4 separate regions of the Homo sapiens genome follow, and all the other regions are linked to region 4. The links are chromatin contacts, found by Hi-C in ENCODE. All regions are on one chromosome and are shown on one strand. The core of a region is the stretch at or near the end of the contact, and the rest is flanking DNA. Distances in the headings are between cores, read along the strand shown. Region 1 holds the start of C1GALT1 (core 1 synthase, glycoprotein-N-acetylgalactosamine 3-beta-galactosyltransferase 1). Region 2 holds the start of GLCCI1-DT (GLCCI1 divergent transcript). Region 3 holds the start of MIOS (meiosis regulator for oocyte development). Region 4 holds the start of PHF14 (PHD finger protein 14).

The links. A loop is a pair of places that touch in the nucleus more often than their neighbours do. Pooled maps may share reads with other maps.
Region 1: a map of CD8-positive, alpha-beta T cell shows a loop between it and region 4 (4-fold over the local background). The contact joins the promoter of C1GALT1 here to the promoter of PHF14 in region 4. A Hi-C loop is called at or near these places in 2 of 168 maps with a recorded cell type or tissue (CD8-positive, alpha-beta T cell and naive thymus-derived CD4-positive, alpha-beta T cell) and 12 of 50 pooled maps.
Region 2: a map of CD4-positive, alpha-beta T cell shows a loop between it and region 4 (8-fold over the local background). The contact joins the promoter of GLCCI1-DT here to the promoter of PHF14 in region 4. A Hi-C loop is called at or near these places in 1 of 168 maps with a recorded cell type or tissue (CD4-positive, alpha-beta T cell), 1 of 37 single-sample maps with no recorded cell type and 9 of 50 pooled maps.
Region 3: a pooled map shows a loop between it and region 4 (12-fold over the local background). The contact joins the promoter of MIOS here to the promoter of PHF14 in region 4. A Hi-C loop is called at or near these places in 7 of 50 pooled maps.

What each region holds. Positions count from the first base shown.
Region 1 is chr7:7,181,284-7,184,075 of GRCh38, forward strand. C1GALT1 (core 1 synthase, glycoprotein-N-acetylgalactosamine 3-beta-galactosyltransferase 1) reads left to right here and starts at 1,261. Exons shown (of 4, transcript NM_020156.5): 1 at 1,261-1,537. RefSeq lists silencers at 1,001-1,610, 1,831-2,050.
Region 2 is chr7:7,967,278-7,970,226 of GRCh38, forward strand. GLCCI1-DT (GLCCI1 divergent transcript) reads right to left here and starts at 1,475. Exons shown (of 5, transcript NR_110018.1): 1 at 1,267-1,475. It overlaps GLCCI1 (glucocorticoid induced 1), which reads left to right and starts at 1,519. Exons shown (of 8, transcript NM_138426.4): 1 at 1,519-2,530. The coding sequence starts at 2,074. RefSeq lists silencers at 1,342-1,491, 1,702-2,101, 2,182-2,241, 2,332-2,411 and an enhancer at 2,892-2,949.
Region 3 is chr7:7,565,575-7,568,274 of GRCh38, forward strand. MIOS (meiosis regulator for oocyte development) reads left to right here and starts at 1,310. Exons shown (of 13, transcript NM_019005.4): 1 at 1,310-1,498; 2 at 2,033-2,114; 3 at 2,452-2,549. It overlaps MIOS-DT (MIOS divergent transcript), which reads right to left and starts at 491. Exons shown (of 5, transcript NR_110084.1): 1 at 340-491. RefSeq lists a silencer at 1,131-1,780 and an enhancer at 2,031-2,100.
Region 4 is chr7:10,972,402-10,975,171 of GRCh38, forward strand. PHF14 (PHD finger protein 14) reads left to right here and starts at 1,471. Exons shown (of 18, transcript NM_001007157.2): 1 at 1,471-1,923; 2 at 2,434-2,544. The coding sequence starts at 1,923. RefSeq lists silencers at 666-715, 1,226-1,285, 2,266-2,315 and an enhancer at 1,241-1,535.

The DNA of each region.
Region 1 (2,792 bases), core at 11-2,510, 3.8 Mb before region 4:
GAGCAACAACTGTATACAAGTTGGGGAGGAGTAGAGAATGGACGTAATCATGTAAGGCAGAGAAGTCTGGACCCATGAGCCAAGGAAAGAGCAATAACCTGGACATCAGGATAGCTGCACTTCTCTTCTAACATGGACCTATCAGTTTATCTTTCTGGCCTTAGTTTTGTCATCTGAAAAATGAGACATCTGTATTAGAATCACTACATGTGCTTTATGTTTCACAATTCTTTTGGATATATTGATGCAATGTCCTGAGAAACTACACTACAGCTGAACCTAAGCAAATTAAAGGAAAAATAACAATAACTAATGTATATTATTATTTGTCTCAGGCATTCTAAGTAACTTGCCAATAGGTGGAGGGACCAAGATGCCAGCCCGGGCAGTCTGATTTCAGAGCCCATACTCTTTAACAACCATGCTGTAGAGTACTAAAGAACCGCTTGGATAGGGCATTTAAAGGAAGCAGGGTAGCTTTCCTATTCTGGAACGTGGTCTTGTAGATAATGGTTAACGCCAGTAAAGACTAAACCTTACCCTCACCTCATGACTATTGTGGGGTTGCCTCAACAGGTGGCAGCCTCCTCCCCCTATTCCAAAGACAACTTCCTTATTCAGAGCCCAGCGAAAGGGGAGATAGGTTTTGTTACGCCCCTAAGAAGCTCTTCCGGCCATTGCCCCACAGAACCGAAGTGCTGACAGAACCAAAGACGAAATGTGCCTATAGAAAGCTTTCTGGTATCATTATCTCGGTTCTCAGCTCTTCCTGGTTCTCACATGATGACCCAGCACCCGTATGCATACTTCATCTTATTACTTCCTTTTATTAAGCCCAGAGAGATACTGAGTAAAGAGAGCACGGGGAGAGAACAGAAAAACAAATGAACGGGTTAAGAGCAGGCTACAGGCCACAAGAGTCCTGCAGGGTTAGAGCCTGTACCTCAGACAAAGGTCCTTCAAGCATCCCCTTTCTCGCTCCCTATTGTTACCCTGCTTTCGTCCCGCTCAAGGTCTTGAAGCTAGTGCATAACCTTACAGCAGGATCAGAAATGCGGAGAGTAGCAGACACAAGCCGCAAGGGGGATACAACAAAATCTACTGCTCGTGCAAGATCCGACTTCCCAGACCCCTTCGCATTAGGGCGGAGCGTGCACCCGGCAGCCAATCCCCGCTTCCTCACGTCGCCGTATCCCCGCCCACCGCCCCTCCCGCTCCGCCCTTCCCTGGGGCTGGTGCGGCGGCGGAGACGTCAGCGCCAGGAGACTTCGGGTGGCGGCTGCGCCATAGGCGGGCCACGGCCTGGACGCGCTGCGGGGAGGGGCGGAGCGAGCGGGCGGGAGCGCGCGCTGGGCCCGCCTTGGCCGCCGCCGCTGTGCTGCCGCTGCCGGGGAATAATCTGGGCGGCAGCGGGCGGCCTCGGCTAGCGGCCACGAGCCACTTCTGCGGCTGCCCAGAGAAGCAAAGGTCACCAGTCCCAAGTCGTCCCCCTCTCCGCCCCCCAGGAGGGGCGAGAGGGAGCCGCAGCTGATGTCAGGTATGGCCGGCGGAGGCGCCCTCAGGCTACGGGTCCAAGGTCTCGTCTCCCCTCGCCCTCCCCCCTCTCCGGGTTGGTGGGGAAGCGTGGAGGATGGAACCAAACCCCGGGCGCGGCGGAACAGGTGTCTCGGGGTCAAAGCCGGGCTGGGGTCGTCCGGGCTCCTGAGGAAGGCGCGAGGACTTCCCGCTCCCGGAGCCTTAGCGATCTGCCACAGCGTTCGGCTGCGTACCCGGCCTCAATTTTGTGGACATGTACCCTCCTCTTCGTCGTGGGTCCTTCCCTTGTGCCCGCTCGCGCCCCTCTTCTGCTCGCGCGCTGCCTGGCGGCGCGGCGGGGCGCGCAGTGCGCCCGGACCGGACCACTTAGCGGTCCTGCCCCGCCGGGCCCTCCCAGTCCCTCCTCCCGGGCCCTCCCCGCCCCGCCGCAGACCTGTGGGTCCCGCCGGACTGGGCGCCCAGGTGTTGGGCACCTTCGCCGGGGAGCCACTCGGCTGCCGCGCCGCCTGAGCGCCCAGCGAGCGGGCTCCTTCCAGAGGTGCCTGGAGCTTGCTTGGGTCTAGCTTGGATCATCAGGTTTGTCTGTAGCTGATTTATTTCTTTAAGTTTCCCTGCCGCAGAGTGAAGCAGATACGTGTGTGTTGGGGCATTCGGGGCATGGAGGAGGAAGAAAGGCATTAAATTTTTTTTTTTTGCTTCTGCACCCCATTTTTCCCCAACAAATTGTGATGGAATTAGTAGGTGTTGACAAGTTGTCCATTTGCTTTGAATTTGGGTAAGTCGTACACTCTTAAAAGATGACCATAATTTAGCGCTGTGGATTTATTCTTTCCTGGTCCTTACCGTCTCCCCACCCCCCACCACCCCGCATTTAAAGCAAACAACAGTATCAGCAACAAAAAACCCACACATCCTGGAAAAATTCTCAAGATTTCTAACCTAGTTCTCTATATCCATTGTACATACTACTGTATTTCCTTTTAACGCTTTTTTAAGATAGAAAACTATTGTGCTAACCATGGATTGATTTCATTATGAATTTAAAAGTTATAAATTTAGAACCATAATGAATCAATGAATAATTGGCCGATGTGTAAGGGAGAGAAATATGTTAACTTACTAAAAGTTGGGCATAGAACATAGCTCTGCCAGGAAAAAGTGCGCATAATTTCAAGTTGCTTCATTCTGGTGTGAGTTTGGGAAGTTGGAATCCGAGTTTTTAGAAGGTATTTAGATGACAGCTTTTCACCCTCTTA
Region 2 (2,949 bases), core at 225-2,724, 3.0 Mb before region 4:
TTATCTCACAGATGAGATTTGTGGGCCATTGTGAATACTCTACAGATTATGTACCCCACAGCTTTGAGCTGCCAGGTACTATAGCAGAGTGCTTCCTCAGACTCTTGAGCCAGTCTGTCTGGGTGAAATTTTTAGCTCCCCATATACTAACTATGTGATCTCAGGCAAGACAGCTTATTTATGCCACAACTGAGACCACAGTAAGGATAATAATAGTATCTACCTTGTGGATTATATGAGGACTGAATGAATTAACACACATAATGTTCTTAGAATAGCGGCTGGCACATGGTGAATAAATGTTAGCTCTTATTATAATATGTGGTAAACTGAGGAACTATCACTAGTTTTACTTGGATGAAGTACTGCATGAAATTTTTGTATTTTTATTGAGTTTCATCAATTTTTTTACTGAACCTAGTATGCTTTCTCGTCTGAACACACAAGGAAGAAAAGAAGGATGGCTCCTGTACGTGAAAGTGACCCCTGCATATAGTGCCTGAAATCAGAGGAAGCTTGTCAGTGTGGGCAGACACCACGAGCAGACCAATTTGACATTGTGCTTCTCTTTTAACCTCTTGAAAATTAATGAAAGTTATCTGATGAAGATCCTTACATTAATTGCTCCCGATTAAGGTTTAAAACCTTGGTTTACTGTGGGGTAAATTTATGTTTTTGATAGTCATCCAAAATCTTTGTACGCTTTCAGTTTCATTACAGAATAAAAAACAAATTTACCACAATGGATTATTACATTACATCTGGTATTTATTCCTCCCAAGAAGCTATCTGCTTCGGAAAAGCCAGGGGCGCCCTTCATTAATATATCTAACTGATGGTGTAATGACATAAAATTCCTTGTTGACCCCTGCTATTCAGTGTTATTGTCTTGGAACATAGAACTTGATAATCTCTTTTCACTGCATAACTACAAATGTTAGGCTGTAAGAGTATTTTACTTTGTTCAGTGCAGGTTCCAGACATTTCTCCTGATCACCAGAAGTTCTTTTGATTAATAAGGCTACTGGTCACGAAAACTCAGCTTACTAAAAGAGATCCAGTCTTCTGGTTCTAACTAAAACATCCCACCGGATGCAGGTGTACTTGCAAATTAAAGTTTGCCTCATGTGTCCTGTGTCTCAAGTCATACAGACGGCCCAGGAGGGTGGAGCCCCTGCAACCTGCCTAGCGGGGCGTTTGCGTGTCTGGGGGTGTCGGGACACGCGCAGGACACACACAGTCCCACTTTCCTAGTCTCGCACTTACCTCAAGGCTGTCAACTTTTACGCTCCTCCCTGCGCGCACAGCCCCCACCTCACGCTGCCACCCCTCACGCCCCGCCTTCAAAGTAGGAGGCACCATTGTCATTGGACACTGCTTCTCTCACTCCTATTCCAGAACCAATCACTCGAGTTCTAGTGGGGAGCGCCTAAGCCAATGGAAATGCTCGCTGCGGCAGCTGCCGGGTCCTGGGCGCTGGGAGGCGGTGCCGGGGGCGGGGTGCGGCTGGGGCGAATTAGTTGCCATTCGGAGTGAGGAGTGGGTAGAAGCGGCGGCGGCGGCGGCGGCGTTTGCGGTGGCGCGGACTCCGAGGAGCGCCAGCACCTCGAGGCCCTTTCTCTCTACCCTGGTCCCCAGAAGCAGGGGTCCCGGCCCTCCTTGCAGCTGCCGGGTTCTCCCGTGCGTGCAGCCCTGCGAGGGCTGAGGAGAAGGCTGCGAGCGGCCCTCGGGGCTGCGTGATCCGGGCCGTTGCCCTGTCAGCACGATGCCTGGAGCGGTGGCGGCGGCGGCTCCGGGCTCCTTGCGGCCCCGGCCGTGACCGCCACACCGAGCCCAGCCGGGCGGTTGCGGCCGTTGGACGTTTGTTTTCGCAGCCTTCCCCTCCCCCCTCGCCGAGGCGGCGGGGGTGTGCGTTGGGGAGGGGGAGCCCCGAGACTCCTCCCCCACAGCGATACCCCCGCCCCTCCCCCTTACACACTCGCACGCACTATCGCGCCGGCTCCCACACGCTCGCGCGCCTCCCGCCCCGCGCCTCCGTGTCGGCCGGCGGCGTCCAGGGCCCGCAGAGCCACCATGTCCACTGCCTCCTCCTCCTCCTCCTCCAGTTCCTCTCAGACCCCTCATCCCCCGTCGCAGAGGATGAGGCGCAGCGCCGCGGGGTCCCCGCCCGCCGTCGCCGCCGCCGGGAGCGGGAACGGTGCGGGCGGCGGCGGCGGCGTGGGCTGCGCCCCGGCTGCGGGAGCCGGCCGGCTGCTGCAGCCCATCCGCGCCACGGTGCCCTACCAGCTCTTGCGGGGCAGCCAGCACAGTCCCACGCGTCCGCCCGTCGCCGCTGCCGCCGCCTCGCTGGGCAGCCTCCCGGGGCCCGGCGCGGCCCGCGGCCCCAGCCCGTCCAGCCCGACGCCGCCGGCGGCCGCAGCCCCGGCCGAGCAGGCGCCGCGGGCCAAGGGCCGCCCGAGACGGTCCCCAGAGAGCCACCGGAGGAGCAGCTCACCTGAGAGACGGAGCCCCGGCTCGCCCGTGTGCAGAGGTAGCGAGCCCAACCCTCCCGTCCTCCCGGGCTGCGTCTCCCCGACGGTGCCCTCCGTGGAAACTTCAGCCTCTTCGGGCTTCTCTTTGCTAGTGCATTATCGAAGGTGTGAAAGTGGCTTTGGGAATCTCACCCCCCTGCGGTCGCTGTGGGGCTTGGAGGAGCGAACTGAAAAGCGACTTTTATTTGACCCTCATGCCGCCCCTCAGAGTCTCTCTTCCATCACTCGCCTGCTTCGAGAGGTTTTTCAGTTTAAGAGCTGGCTAGCTCATTCGTGTGTTTGCCGTTTGTAGCCGGGGAAGGAGAAGCTGGGCGAAACACTTAACACGCACACAAACTCTTCAGCAGCGGATAAGGTGGCGGTTGTAATCTCTACCGTCTCTTTGTGCTTTTCTGCAAAGTTCCTAACGTGCCTGTAA
Region 3 (2,700 bases), core at 60-2,559, 3.4 Mb before region 4:
TTGGGAACAAAAAACTTGGAATCCTCTTTCACCGTCATTCACTTGGTCAGTCACCAAGCTCTGTTCATCCCGCCTTCTAAGTATTCCCCAGGGCCCCCACTTCTCTCCATGCCCACTCTCCGTGCCACTGGTAACCTGCGTTTCTATCATCCCTCATTCTGATACTCTATCCCTCCAGCTCTCTGCGCAAAAACTGATCATACTGGCCGGGCACAGTGGCTCATGCCTGTAATCCCAGCACTTTGGGAGACCGAGGTGGGCGCATCACGAGGTCAAGAAATGAGACCACCCTCGCCAACATGGTGAAACCCCATCTCTCCTAAAAATACAAAAAATTACCTGGGCGTGGTGGCGCGCGCCTGTAGTCCCAGCTACTCGAGGTGCTGAGGCAGGAGAATCGCTTGAACCCGGGAGGCGGAGGTTGCAGTGAGGAGAGATCGCGCCATTGCATTCCAGCCTGGCGATATAGCCAGACTCCGTCTCAAAAAAAACAAAACAAAACAAAAAACTGATCATACCACTTGCCTGATTAAAAACTTTCGATGACTCTAACATTGCCTTTAGGTAAATGCCATCCAAACTCACTAAACTGGTTTCCAACCCGTTTCTGAAAGCACCTTAATCTCTCCCCACTTCCTCTGCTCATTCATCCATACCTACTGCCTCCTCACTGCTATGTCCTCTCTCCTGACCCGGCACTTGCTCTTTCCCAGTCCTAGAAGGCTCTTCTCTTCCAGTTCCCACTGCCCTTTTCCCTTTCCTGGCTAATCCCATACTCATCCTTCTTGTCTCAACCTAGTGGTCCTTAAGGAAGCTTTGCTGACCCCCGACACCGAGCGGGCGTCCCTCCTGTGTAGCACTGTGTTAGCCCTACCAAGTCAAGGCTCTCCTTGCCTGTTTCCTGCCGGAACCATGTCTTTTTACTTCACTCCTGTCTCCTCAGCATTCCAGCACAGTGCTGGGTACATAACAGGTGCTCAAGACAAGTTTGTGGAATGACTAATGAGTGAATAAATCATTAACCAAACACCTTGGATCTCCTACTACATCATTTGCAAAAAAAAAAAAATGTTTAATAGAAATTAAAATGGACCCAGTGAGCTAGAGTGTGTGACCCTGCTTAAAAACGACAGAGTGGTTCTGAGAAGCAGTCCCAGCCTAGGAACCCGGGGATCCGGCCTGTGGACCCACGGGCAGGGCCTGCGGGGTGCACCGGCGCTTTCGGGCGGAAGGCGGGGCCTCCCGGCCAGTGACCCCGCCCCGAGGCGCCTCCCGGGCGGGGAAGGGCGGGGCTCGCGCTGGGAAACTCCCCTTCCAAGGCCGAGGCGCCGCTGCGCGTCCTCCAGGCGTGGTGGTGGGGTCGTGGGTCCCAGCCCAGTGGTCCAGGTCACGGGCCGCACGGCCGCGGCCGCCATCTTGCCCGCGTCCGGGCTCCTGCGGCGGGCGGGGCGGTGTCCCGGCCGGAAGCGGCTGTGCGGCGGCCGCGCTGCCACCTCAGGTCAGTGAGCGCGACCCGGTTCGCGTCTCGACTCTCGGGAGCGCCGCGGCCGCAGCGAGGGGCCGGAGATAGCCTAGTTGAAAGGCCCGGGCGTCTCGGCGGGGAGCGCGTTCCGCGCTGTAGGGTAATCGCGCCGGGCGGCCGGCCGCCTGGCCGGGCCTCAGCGGGAGCCACCGGGGGCTGCGGGCGGCCGTGGGACCTGCGGAGACCTCCTCGGGGCGCAGGGAACACGCTACAGCCTTCGCCGCGGCGGGCTTGTGGGGAGCGGCGTCCCAGCCTTTCCCGGGAGGCTCAGCCAGGTGCCTGGAGCGGGAGAGTCGGACTCAGATTCCTGCTTTACCTAGAATAGCAACGTGCCCTGTTCCCGTTGTACCCTCTTAAATACTATACTTCTTAAACGGCCTGTCTCCCGGTGAGCTCTGTTCTCTTCTCATATGAGTAATGAAAATTAAGAGGATGAATGAAACCTCACACATGTTGTGGACTTTGCTGAATAGGTTAGCAAATGACTGCAGGCCTTTTGTATATTTTAAGGGAAATTTGGATATGTGCAGTGCATCTCCTCGAAGATGCTGATGGTGGAAATTTCTTGAAACCGCTCTCGTAATTTGCCACGGTAAGAAAAGTAAAAGACAACATCAAAAAGCATGTGGTTGGATCCTTTGTACACTGAGTAGTATTTTAATGTGTTGGACTTCACTGTCCAGTAGCCACATGGGATTGAGATGTGCTATAAGTGTAAAATACACATCGGATTTCCCAGAGTTGGTGCCAAAAAAACGTAAAAATCCTCAATAATTTTTGCATTGATTACATATTGAAAGGATAATGCTGTTGATATGTTGGCTAAATAAAATGTGTTTTTAAATTTCATTCCACCTAATTTTACTTTTTAAATGTGGCTACTAGAAATTTTTAAATCATATGGCTCACACTGTATTTCTTTTGGACAGTGCTGTTGCAAATATTCTGGTGAATGAACACAGAATCAGCATGGCTTTCCTTTGCTGAGAAATCACTGATGGGAAGTGAGACTTGTTAAACTTGAAAGGTGAGGATATAAATACAAGCTGTAATTATTGCAGACCGCACCCCTTCTACACCTAATTTTTTAATGTCTCCAAAATTTGGAAAAAACATTAACTTTCAGGGCTGATTAAGGGAATGGTAGTAATACTAACATCTGTGTGATGTGAAGAGCT
Region 4 (2,770 bases), core at 221-2,720:
AGGCTATTGTCAAACAGTGGAATATTTGGATTTATAATTTCATAGATAAGACTATCAGTCCATGATATGGTTGGTGTTTAAAGTAGAATGGAAGTGAAATTCCCAGAGTGGAGTTTTTAAAATAACCAAGTTCCTAGGATTTTAACTGGAAGAATAAATATCTGAAAGGCAATGAGGAGTATTAAGCATGGGATGCCACTTCTGCACCTTGAGAAAATGAAGTATGGAAGGATGAGTGGTTTTCATTTGAGAGGGCTGCAGGGTAACTGTTTCTATTTCAGATGAGGAGGTAAAAAGAATGGGCATTGAAAAGGAAAAATGTTTACTAAGTAGGTTATACATTTTGGAATAGAAGTTTCTATAGCACAATAGAAAAGTTTGAGAGGTCACATGGCAATGATAGTTTGGGTGAGAGTGAGGCAGGAGAATAGGGTGTGGAGGCAGGGAACCTAAGGATGTGTCACTCCGACTTCCTAAGAACTAAATTGAAAGGAAACCCCTAACTTTCCATGCCTAAGTAACAAAAGGACCAGAGGCTACTCCCTTTGCAAACCCCCACTTTTTCTGCAGGGCAGATGGGAAATTGGCTGTGGGCAGCAAATCAGACTGATTGCAGGAGAGTCTTCCTTTGCATAGAAGTATCACTTTGTAACTTCACCATCTGCAAGAAATCAAACTGATTGCAGGGGAAATCTTCCTTTGCATAGAGGTATACCACTTTGTAACTTCACCCTAGCCTCTGATTGATTGCTTTTTGCACCAATGTTTGCACAGGAGCATGACCTTTGTAACTTCACTTCAGCCTCTGGTTGGCTGCTTTCTGCAACCAATCAGACTGATTGCGCGTTACTTCATTTACATGAGGTGAGCATTAGGTGGCCAATAGGAAGCTTCTAGAGGGTATTTGGACTCAAGATTCTGTATCCGGGCCCTTGAGCCGCTGCTCAGGTCGCTTCCGTACAGAGCGTGCTTTAATTTTCAATAAGTCCCTGCTTTTGTTGTTTTGTTGCTTCATTCTTTCTTTGCTTTGCTGGGCGTTTTGTCCAATTCTTTGTTAAAAACGCCAAGAACCTGGACAACTTGCAGTCACGATCCTCTACCGGTGACAATATCATTTAAATATTGGTAGTGGCTTAAGGTAGCAAACATCCCTTTGTGGAACGTTTACTCAGTAAATCCTTAAAAAACAGATCAGAAACAAAAACTGGCCTCCCAGGGATTTGGACTCAGGAGGTGAATTAGGCGCGGAGAGGGCGGAGCCTTTGGGGTTTATGGGCGGAATTGCACAGGGTTTGGCGGGGATCTCTGCTCCGCCTTGGCACTACTCGGCTCCGCTCGCCTCCGCGCGGCTCCCTGGGCTTTCACTCGGCTCTGTTCGGCTCCTGCTCGGGAAGGGTGCGCGGGGGCGAGTCCTGCGCATGCGCCCTCAATTCCTGCTGCTCTCAGGGCTGCGCTCAGCCTCGTGTTTTCACTTCCTTTTCAGAGCTGTATCCGGGTCGCTGCTTTCCCTATTGTCTGAGGCAGCCGCCCTCGCGCTGTGCAATTTCTGGTCTTTCGTTGCTTCTGGTCCAGGCTAATAAAGTTTTTCTTTCTTTAATTTTTTTTCTTCTAGTTTTAACGGGAGAAATTAACTCCCCGGGGCCGCCGGGTTGACTGCGCTGCCTGGGCCGGAGGTCTTCTCCGGCCAGGGAGCGCTGTGGGAAGGGGCTCGAGCGGCCAGGGCCAGGCGAGGCCGGGGGGGCGGGGGGTTAGGGGACCGCGGGGCTACTCTTGGGAGCGCCCCTGTCCGGCTGGCTGCGCGCCGGTTTTAAATAGCATCTTTCGGACTTGTCTTCGCGGCCCCAGTCCCCGACCTCGGCGCTGCCTGGGCTCCTGCAGCCTCTCCCTAAGTCTTCTCCAAACGACCACCTCACGGATTCCTTAGTAAGTGTATCCGAGGCCTCTGCGGCGAGAGGTCCATTTCAGCCATTCTAGAAGTCAGGGCCGGTGGGAGCAGGGCAGGGGTGGGAGAGTCCTGCGGGAAAGCAGGATTGGTGGACCCTCGCCCTCCATGGTCCGCGGGAATGAAGCCCGCTTGTTTTATTCCCTGATTTTTGCCGTTTTTATTGACTGTTACGATGTCTAAGTGGGGGATTACGAGGAAGGTGCAGAAACATCTCGAAAAGATGAGCAAGAGGGTCAGCTTCGATTTTAGCTGGTCTGAGTTGGCGTTGGCAGCATCAGGGCTGGAGCTGCCTTTGAAACTGCCCGTGGAGCTGTCCAGCCCTCCCCACCCTGCTTCTGCACCCCAACCTTCTCCTGACCCCTTTTGCTGAGAACTCAGTTAGACAAAAATTCCTTGTGCGAGGTCATCTTTATGTTCTCTTAGCACCACAACTCTCCCCTGTGTTTGGTGTGATTATGAATGACAATGTAATTTTTTTCTCTTCACAGTGGATCGCAGCTCCAAGAGGAGGCAGGTGAAGCCTTTGGCAGCTTCTCTGCTGGAAGCTCTTGATTATGATAGTTCAGATGACAGTGATTTTAAAGTTGGAGATGCCTCAGGTAAATATTTCCTTCTCTCTTCCCCTTTCCCAGCTTTCTGGAGTTAGGCTTATTTTTAGACTTTTTAAATCGGTTTTGATTAAAATGCCAATTTTAAGTGAAAGCACGTAAACTTCATTTATTTTGTCCATTTGATTTCCCATTTTGCCTTTAGATCCTGTCACTAGACCTATAATTGCTTCTGTTTTCCTCAGAGATAATTAGCAGTCAGGGGAAGGACTTTTTC